2 separate regions of the Homo sapiens genome follow, and region 1 is linked to region 2. The links are chromatin contacts, found by Hi-C or POLR2A ChIA-PET in ENCODE. All regions are on one chromosome and are shown on one strand. The core of a region is the stretch at or near the end of the contact, and the rest is flanking DNA. Distances in the headings are between cores, read along the strand shown.

The links. Hi-C counts contacts between places; a loop is a spot of excess contacts on that map. ChIA-PET counts read pairs that join two places held with the same protein, here RNA polymerase II (POLR2A). Pooled maps may share reads with other maps.
Region 1: a map of endothelial cell of umbilical vein shows a loop between it and region 2 (11-fold over the local background). The contact joins two enhancer-like sites. A Hi-C loop is called at or near these places in 1 of 168 maps with a recorded cell type or tissue (endothelial cell of umbilical vein) and 2 of 50 pooled maps. POLR2A ChIA-PET finds 5 or more read pairs at or near these places in 2 of 52 experiments (OCI-LY7 and endothelial cell of umbilical vein).

What each region holds. Positions count from the first base shown.
Region 1 is chr16:59,208,980-59,213,668 of GRCh38, forward strand. No RefSeq gene overlaps it. Among named protein-coding and RNA genes, the nearest start is that of GOT2, 480 kb to the left of the region's middle. Within about 2 kb of position 2,177, at least 4 of the 41 ENCODE cell types and tissues checked have a DNase peak (open chromatin) inside an H3K27ac peak, as active enhancers do; they include endothelial cell of umbilical vein, where a contact is called at or near this core.
Region 2 is chr16:59,064,412-59,069,366 of GRCh38, forward strand. No RefSeq gene overlaps it. Among named protein-coding and RNA genes, the nearest start is that of GOT2, 330 kb to the left of the region's middle. RefSeq lists an enhancer at 2,200-3,399. Within about 2 kb of position 3,045, at least 3 of the 41 ENCODE cell types and tissues checked have a DNase peak (open chromatin) inside an H3K27ac peak, as active enhancers do; they include endothelial cell of umbilical vein, where a contact is called at or near this core.

The sequences.
Region 1 (4,689 bases), core at 927-3,426, 140 kb after region 2:
GGCCTGATAGGAGGTAATTGAATCTTGCGGGTGGATCCTTCATGAATGGCTTAGCACTATCCCCTTGGTGATAAGTGAGTAGTTAGTTAATGTGAGATCTGGTTGTTTAAAAGAATATGGAACCACCCTTTTCACTCCCTTGCTCCCTATATTACCACGTGGCATGCCTGCTCCCTCTTCACTTTTTGCCATGAGTAAAAGCTCCTCTTCTTGTGAGGCCTCATGAGAAGCCAAGAAAATGCCAACCCCACCCCATGCTTGCTTTATAGCCTGCAGAACCATGAGCCAGTCTCATGTATTTACCCAGTCTCAGGTAATTCTTTAAAATAAGTTACCCAGTCTCAGGTATTTCTTTATAGGAACACAAAAACAGACTAACATACTGATATGGTTAGGCTTTATCTCCCCACCCAAATCTAATCTTGAATTGTAATTCCCAAAATCCCCATGTGTCGAGGGAGAGACCAGGCGGAGGTAATTGAACCATGGGGGCGGTTTCTCCCATACTGTTCTCGTGATAGCGAGTGAAGTATCACGAGATCTGATGGTTTTATAAGGGGCTGTTCCCCGCTTTGCTCGGCGCTTCTCCTTCCTGCCACCTTGTGACGAAGATGCTTTGCTTCCTCTTCACCTTCCATCACGATTGTAAGTTTCCTGAGTTCTCCCCAGCCATGCTGAACTGTGAGTCAATTAAACCTCTTTCCTTTATGAATTACCCATTCTCAGGAAGTTCTTTATAGCAGTATGAAAACAGACTAATACACACATATACTGAAACATAGGAAATTCCGCAGTGTTATGGGTTGAATTGTATTCCCCCAAATTTGTATGTTGGAGTCCTATAATGCCCAGTGCTACGGAATGTGACCTTATTTGGAGATAGGGTATTTACAGAGCTAATCAAGTTAGAATGAGGTCATTATAGTGGACCCTAATCCAATATGGCTGACAGGTGTATTAAAAGAGAACAGAGACACACATAGAGGGAAGATGATTTGAGGAAACATACGGAGAAGACAGCTATTCACAAGCCAAGGAGAGAGACTTGAAAAAGATCCTTCCTTCTGAGTCCTCAGAAAGAATCAACACTGCTGACACCTGATTTCAAACTTCTAGCCTCCAGAGCTGTGAGCTGTTTAAGCTCTCTATTCTGGGGTGCTTTTTTATGGCAGCCCTAGCAAACTAATACACTCAGGCCATGGAATCCAGGTTTCAACAATTGTATTTAGATCTCAAGAGCCAGATAGTTTTCTGAGTGGCATTTAGCTATGTATAGCCTAGCACAGTGCTTCTCAAACCCTGTGAGAGTCACCTGCAGAGCTCATTAAACCAGAGAATCCCAGGTCCCTGCCACTGGAGATTCCAATTCAGCAGCTATTGGTGGTGCCCCAAAATTAGCATTCCTAGCGAGTCTCAGGTGCCGCTGACACTGCCAAAGTGCAGACTGCACTTTGAGGAGCACTGTTTTAGCACGATACCAGGACCTAATAGATGCTCAATAAAAATCAAACATGATGATGGATATTCCAATTACCCTGAATTGATCATACACATTGTATGTTTCTATCAAAATATCTCATGTACCACATAAATATGTACAACTATCATGTATCTATAAAAATTAAAAAAAAACCATGAGTTAATTTAGGAACTCTGCTTAAGCTGTGAATTAAATAGACAAGTGATCGCTCTTGTCATTCAATGATTCTTAATGGAGGGTATGCATAAGATTTACAGAATTTAAATTGTGGAGAAGTGTGTTTAGAATATGTGTATTTTGATTTAGACTATGTCAAAGACAGCAGCTCCAAGCAAGGCATCATTTGAAGCAGAGTGCTTTAACAAACTTATTCTGATGTTGAGGAGGAAAGTGTTTTGAAGGATAGGAGTAATTGCTGCAGCCAGAAGTCTATGGTTGCAAGTGATTGGAAATGGTGGCTGGGTCAGAGAATGCTAATCAGCCATGAAGTGGGCTTGCCATGACTCTGACACTGTATCTCCTGGTGCACTCTGCGGTAGGTGCATCTTTGCTGAGTAAATACAAAGTGAACTTGACGGGAAAGGAGACCTTAGCAGTCCTACAAAGGCAATTTTGCAAGCTGTCTGGCTGTGGAATTAGTGGAATGTTTTCTCAGGAAGAAACAGCTGACGTCAACTTTGCTCCCTTTGTAATTCAAGGGCAGTGTTAGCCATGCCTCTGGCCTGCACAGACACCCACAGAGGGAAGAACAGCTTCCAGAGGGAAAGGTTAAAGAACAGGTCAGCTGGGCATCCACGCTCCCTTTTCCTCCCTCCCCGTTTGTCATCTTTCTGGCAAGGTGAATTCAATGCTCAGTAATTCCTTCTGACTTTCTAAGAGCTGTGGGACACACAAGTGTGAGAGAAGTCATTGCGGCACTAACAGGATTAGCTCAGCTTCATAGCCTAATTACTCTGGCCAAAGAAAATAAAGAGGAGGGCAATGGCAGGAGGCAAGAGATGTAAGAATGAATGGGAAAGTTTCTTTGAATACCAAAGGGTGTGTGTGTGTATGTGTGTGTTTTGTTCGACTCACAGAGGCTGACCTCTTTTCCATTTAAGAATCTGTGAAGTATGAATGGAACGCATATTTTATCTCTGTAAGATCTGGAACATAAGGTGCTAAAAAGGCTTTGTTGAATTATTAAATCAAGACCATTCTGATATTACCTTAATAATAGAAGCAGCAATTAATTAAGAGAAGCAGACTAGTGTATCAGAATGAAGACTGGACTTGGGGACAGACACCAGGCTCTATTTCTATTTCTAGCATCATTTGCCAGAGGGACTTGAGGACATTACTTGATCTCTAGGGAAACATTTCTATCTGGGTAAAACACACAAAAAGATTGGACTAGTTGTTCTCTCTGATAATTCTATGTCTACATAAATATTTACAGCACGATGATGTTCTTTTGGGGACATGCCAATGAGTAGCATATAGTAAGTTAACTTTTGACTGTGTGTCTTCTATATCAATCAATAAGTTATACTCCTAAGGCTAGGGTTTGTCTGTGTTTTGATATGCAATTTTAAGCAACATAAATGTCTTCTATGAGTGCTTCAGATAATGAACCAAAATAGCATAATAATTAAATCATATGAATTATGGAATTCAGATATAACTGGTGATTGACTTTTTGTCACATACTATCTGAGTGACATTAGGCAAGTTGCTTAACGTCTCTGATTTTCAGCTTTCTTGTCTAAAAAATGGAGAAACTGATAATACATGACTGTAACTTTAGACATCATAGTTCTTCATATTCCTTGAAGAAGGTGATGGGAGGATAAAGTCTTTAGGTGGACAGATTAGGAAAGTCCTGTGCTGTCTACTTAAAGACTTTTTGTCATTCACTTAACAGGTACATTTTGCTCATTCACTTAACAGACATGAATGGGTTAAGTGACATGTGATAAGTGTATCTTTGACACAAAGATAAATAAGACATAGCCCCTTGCATTCAAGGAGCTTATGGTCTCATAGACGCAGATAAGTTTTCAAAGCTATATTCTCTGGAAATCAAGAGGACAGATTGCTGAGTCCCTCATGGATGAATAAAATGGCCTACTTTCTCCACATTTTAATATCATCACATGCAGAGGTAGGGGTGATACTGCCTACTTTGTGGACTGGACACACAGTGAAAGCCACAAGTAATTTCATGTCATGCAGCTGTTTTGCCTTTCTCTTTCCTTCCTCTGATTCACAGATTTTGTCTCCTGATTTCACCACAGGCTTTGAGAAGTAGTATGAAGAAAGACTGAACTTAGCAAAATGAAGACAGGTGGATTGCATGTCTGGGAAGGGAGTAATACCACAAACTTTTTGACTAGGTGATGAGCAAATGATGTGGGAGGAAAGGATACTACCTAACTAAGATGGGTAAAGTCTAGCTTTTCTAGAGGTATACATGATACTTATGGATGTGACACGGATGGGTGGAACAGGCTGCCTGTTAATACTATTGAACTTATCCAGGTTACACATTAAAGAAATAGAAAAGTAGAAAGCATAGATTTTGAGCATGAGGAGAAATTAAGATTTTCATGTTAAATCAAAGAGATTGACCTGTGACTCATTGGCAGAAATGACAGAAGTTCACTTCTGATAATTTTGTGTTAGATTCTCATGAACAATTGTTCATTTAATCAAAATTTTATTTGATGTCCTTTCTGTGTTAGGTACAATCTGAGTCATGGATAAGAAGTAGAAAGAAATATATTAAAATGTGTTTGGTAACACATGGTTGTAAGACATGACAATAAGCAACACGATTCAATACTAATTACTAGAGTGGGGGCATATGCAGGTATTGCAGTAAGTAGACATAATGCATGAATTGAGGTATTAAAGACCCAGTTTCTCAGAAGATGTAACGTTTGAATGAAGACATCTGTCTCTAAATGGATTATCAGTTATTCTCATCTCCTTATCTTAAAGGTAAGATAAGGTGTGATTTCCTTTAATCAAATACAATTGATCAAATAATCCACATGTTCAAAAACTTGATCATATATATAGATGGATATTAATATGAGTCAAGCTTCAATCATTAGAAATCCATTCCTCTGTCTCTATGTGTATATGTGTCTATTTCTACTCCCCGTCTCTCTTCCTTACTCCCTCTCTCTTTCTCGCCCTCTTTCTTTCTCTGAGATCGGAGAGTC
Region 2 (4,955 bases), core at 1,795-4,294:
ATTCTGGAGATCAATTTGGCAGTTAGTAGTGAAATTAAGAATGACATGATTATGGATTAGCAATCCCCACTTCTGGTTATTTGCCTTGTTAAAAAATATCATACAGGTCTATTAAAAAGAAGTGTCCAAGATCATCAGATTTCCCCTTCTTCCCCTGCTGACATGCTTTTTGTGCTGAACTTTAGATACCACTTGCGGTACAGTGTATTTATGGTAATGAACAATTTGAGGTGATCTATGTGTTCATTTCTGGAAAAATAAGTAATATAATCAGTAAGCTAGATACATATAGAAAAATGGATAGATTTTAAATATACCGTATAGCATAGATTTTATTATTTGTATAAATTTACGGGGGACAAGAAAAGTTTTGTTACATGGATATATTGCATAGTGGTGAAGTCTGGACTTTAGTGTAACCATCACCTGAATAATGTATATTGTACCCACTAAGTACCTTCTCATCCAACACCCCCACCCTTCTGAGTCTCCAGTGTGCATCATTCCACACTGTATGTCCATAAATGCATAGTTTTGAATTATAAATTAAGAAACAGCCAAGAACTGTAGAATAGCATCATTTATATAAACTGAAAACACAAAAACACACATGTACAATAACATGATATGTTTTACAAGGTTACATATATGACCAAGATGATGAGCAGGAAAGGGAAAGGAAATGGACACTAAAAATTAAGCAAAAAATATAAATAAAAAGTAAAACAAGAGAAGGGCTTTTCATAGAACAATTGAGAAATATGTTTAACTCAGCTTTGTAAATCTGAGGTGACAACAAAATTAGAAGGAAAAAATAATTACCTGTCCACTTCAAATTCCACCTTGTGATATATCCACGTTAATACAATGGTGAGCTTCGTCCTATGCTGTGTTCACAACACCACCTTAGATTCACCTTTGCATAAGCCTATATTATCTCAATTGTTGGGATATATCTTATTATCAACATGACCTTGGTCAGAGATTCATAAAACATCAGCTGAAAACTTTCTTAGCACCTAGTCTAAATAACCTCATTTTACCTAATGCTGACTCAAATAACTGAAATTACTTTTTCAAACCAAAAGAAAAATTCAAGGGTCAGGGTCAGCATTGAAGGTCAGATCTCCCATATCCCTAATCAGCACTATTTCCATTATGCCCTGTTACACATAAGAATATGGGGAGTGTCTGAAAAGATCAAAATAAACATGATCAATCTAAATACTAGACTAATTCATGTTATACCAATTATGCCTGCCACTTGAAAAATATATTTTAAGATGATTTTTCAAGTACTCAGGCAATATTTACAGAGAAAACTGTGATGGTATTAGAGGCTAAGCTGTTGATTACAAACAGGTGAATTTTCGGCTTTATGTAATTTGCTTAGAGGCAGCAAAATGAGTTGAAGTGGAAACAGTCCACTCTCTGGCCCTATTCATCCTTGTGGAATTTGATCCCTATGTTCAAGTAAAAGAGAGCTCTTTAGCTCTCATTCAGCATTGTCATTATGTTGGTTCAAACAGGAAGTGTAAATAATTAAGAAATTTTAAAAGTGTCCAATTATAAGTGCATTCAAAAACTTTTCTCTCCCTAAAAGGTATATCTACTGGAATTTTAATCAGAGAAGACAGACATTTTAAGTCTTTTTTTTTTAAGACTTTTTTTCCCATAGTATTCAGTCTCTGGAATATCTCCAAGAAAATTTGCATACTATATAGAGATGAGATAGATTCAAAGAGTGGGGAGAATTAACTCCTGAAACTGCTACTTCCCCAAGTCTTTCATTGAAGGTGACTTTGATGATGGCCAGCATATATGTAAGATAAACCATAATGTGTATTGCCTTGGTAAGCCAAATTGAAAATGTATATGCTCTTTAGGGATTTTATATAGGTGTAATCTCCATATTCCCATATAAATTTGCAAATATAGATTATTTTGAGTAACACTAAAGTCTTTATAAACTCATGTCAAAGAATAAAAGAAAAATGATAACAGATAATGAAATCACACGACAACAGATGAATTCGACCTCATAATACTGTTGTCTGTATTCTGTATTTCAGTCTAACCTTTGATCTCGACTTCTATGGTCATATAAGTACCATACATTTTAACTTTTTTATCTGAAATAAATCTTTTTGCTAAGAAGTCCAGAAGTAGAATAAAATCATTTAATATCTTGCTTGATCAAATAATGTTATTTAAATGACAGTTTTTCATGTTGGTACGAGAGTGCGAAGTTGATATTTTTTGTGAGATTGTAAATTGATATAATTCTTATGATCAATTATGTATGTGAGTTAAAAGGTAATTTTTAAAAATCAATTTTATGTCTACCAGCTGTGTGACCTTGAACGTATATTGGTCTTTGTGAGTTGACTTAATTATACAATACCACTACCCCGAGAGCTAACATATATTGTACAATTACTGGGTTAGAATTATACTGAGAGGCTTATACGTCACACTAGAACTGTGCAAGGTAGGTGTGATTAGCTGCTTTGAGTTTCAGTTTATCTGTAATGTAGGGAAAATTAAGTTATCCACAGTCTCATGAGTAGCCAATGGCAAAACCAGGAATTGAAGCCAAGTCTGTTGTGCTATACTTTTGGGCACTTTTCACAGCATACTATACTGCCTAAGGTTTGTCCTTTTCCTCAGCCTTCCGTGTCAAGGACATCCCAACCTTGTGGGCTCTGTGGGCTGACATTGGTGCATTATTTCTTCTTCCTTCCCATATGTGTTTGAGCTTCCTTCTAATGTTACCGAAATGCCAGGGTTTCAGTCTAGATCTTGTTGCTTGCCTCACAGAAAGCCAATTACTGAAACAATGAGTATTGCCAGGAAAGGAGACTTTATTTGGGTGCTGCAGCTGAGGAGAACAGGAGATCAGTCTCACAGCTACCTCCCTGATCAACTACAGTTGTGGGGTTACATAGAGGGTAAGGAATGTAACTAAGTATGGAAAAACAGGAAGTAGAGAGGGGTAAGGAAGTTGAGTTGGCCAACAGGAAGCAGGTGGTCAGTTAGGCAATCGTGGCAGGTGAGAGGTCTGCTATCTCATTGTCCAGATGCAATGATCTGGTGAGTTTCAGTTCCTTGATACTCTCTGGAAGGCCTCATGGTTGGTTTCCTGGGAAAAAGGTCAAGTAAGATAAATGCAAGTTTCAAGCTTTAAGACTAGAAGGGTCAATTCCTATGTTTATTCAAGAAAACAGTAAACATCAGTTCTGTGGGACAATTGGGCTGGTTTCACTAGTATACTAATTTAGGTCAAGGACAACTAGATTTTCATCTATTTTTTTCTCTTTCCTTTTGAGATTTTGGAAGAAACAACAACAAGAACAACAAACCCAACAGTCTTTTCAAAACGCAAATCTGATTATGTTACTATCCCATGGTAAAAGTCATTAAGTGGCTTTTGATTGCTCTCAAATAGTCTAAAATACTTACCAAGGTTTTCAAACTTTGCTTGATCAGACCCCCTGCCATCTGCCTGGGCCCTCCTGCCCCACACGGTACTCTGAACTCTGATGATCCACACATCTTCCATTACAAGTCTTTTACAAGCACTCTCTCTTTCCTTGGAGAGATTTCTCCTACTCTTCACCTATTCACTTTCTTAAGCAAATGTTTTCTCTTATATAGCCAGTCAGTTTGCATGGTTAAATGTTTGAAATTAAAAGCACTGCATTACTTCCTTGCACTGATCTCAGTTCATAACGTTTTCTGTGCATTTGTTGACTATCACACAAAAAATCCACACCACCATTCTATTAATTAGGGTTTTCCAGAGAAACAGAAACAATGGGAACTATATATATCTTTAAAAAACAATTTTATGTCTACCAGTTGTGTGACCTTGAACATATATCACATATAATATATAGAGAGGGGTTTTTATTTATTTATAAATTTCAGTTTCTATTTTAAATATAGGGGGTACATGCATAGGATGGTTACATAAGTATACTGGACCCAGGCAGTGAGCACAGTATCCAATAGGTAGTTTTTCAGCCTATGCTCCCTCCTTCCCTCCCACCTCTGGTAGTTCCCATGTTTATTGTCCCCATGTTTATGTCCATGTGTGCTCAATGTTTAGCTCCCACTTAGAAGCGAAAACATGTGGTATTTGGTTTTCTGTTTCTATTTTAGTTTGTTTAGGATAGTGGCCTCAAGCTCCATCCACGTTGTTGCAAAGCATATGATCCTGTTTTTTTTAAGGCCGCATAGTATTCTATGGTGTACATGGACCACATTTTCTTTATCTAGTCTACCATCGATGGACATCTAGGTTGATTCCATGTCTTTGCTATTGTGAATAGTGCTGCAATGAACATACGCATGCATGTGTCTTTTTGTTAGAACAATTTATTTTCCTTTGGGTATATACCTAGTGTTGGGATCGTTGGGTGAAATAATGGCTTTAAGTTCTTTGATAAATCTCCAAACTGCTTTTCACAGTAGCTGGAATAATTTACACTCCCACCAATAGTGTATAAACATTCCCTTTTCTCTGCAACCTTGCCAGTATCTGTTGTTTATTGGCTTTTGTATAGTAGCCATTCTGACTGGTATGAGATAGTATCTCATTGTGCTTTTGATTTGCATTTCTATGAGGGCCTTTACTAGGGAAATTGGCTGATGTGATTATGGAGGCTAAGAAGTTTCATGTGGTCAACCACAGAGAGATCCAGGGAATCATGGTCCAGTCTGAGTCCAAAGTCCTGAGAACCAGGGGGCCACTGGTGCAAGTCCCAGAGTCCAAAGTCTGGAGAAACTGTAGTCCTTATGTCCAAGGGTAGGAGAAGGTGAATGTCCCAGCTCCAGAAGAGAGGTCAAATTTACCTTTCTTGTGCATTTTGTTTCATTGGGGCACTCAGTCAGTTGGATAGTGCCCACCCACTTGGATGACGGCAGGTCTTCCTTACTCAGTCCACTGATTT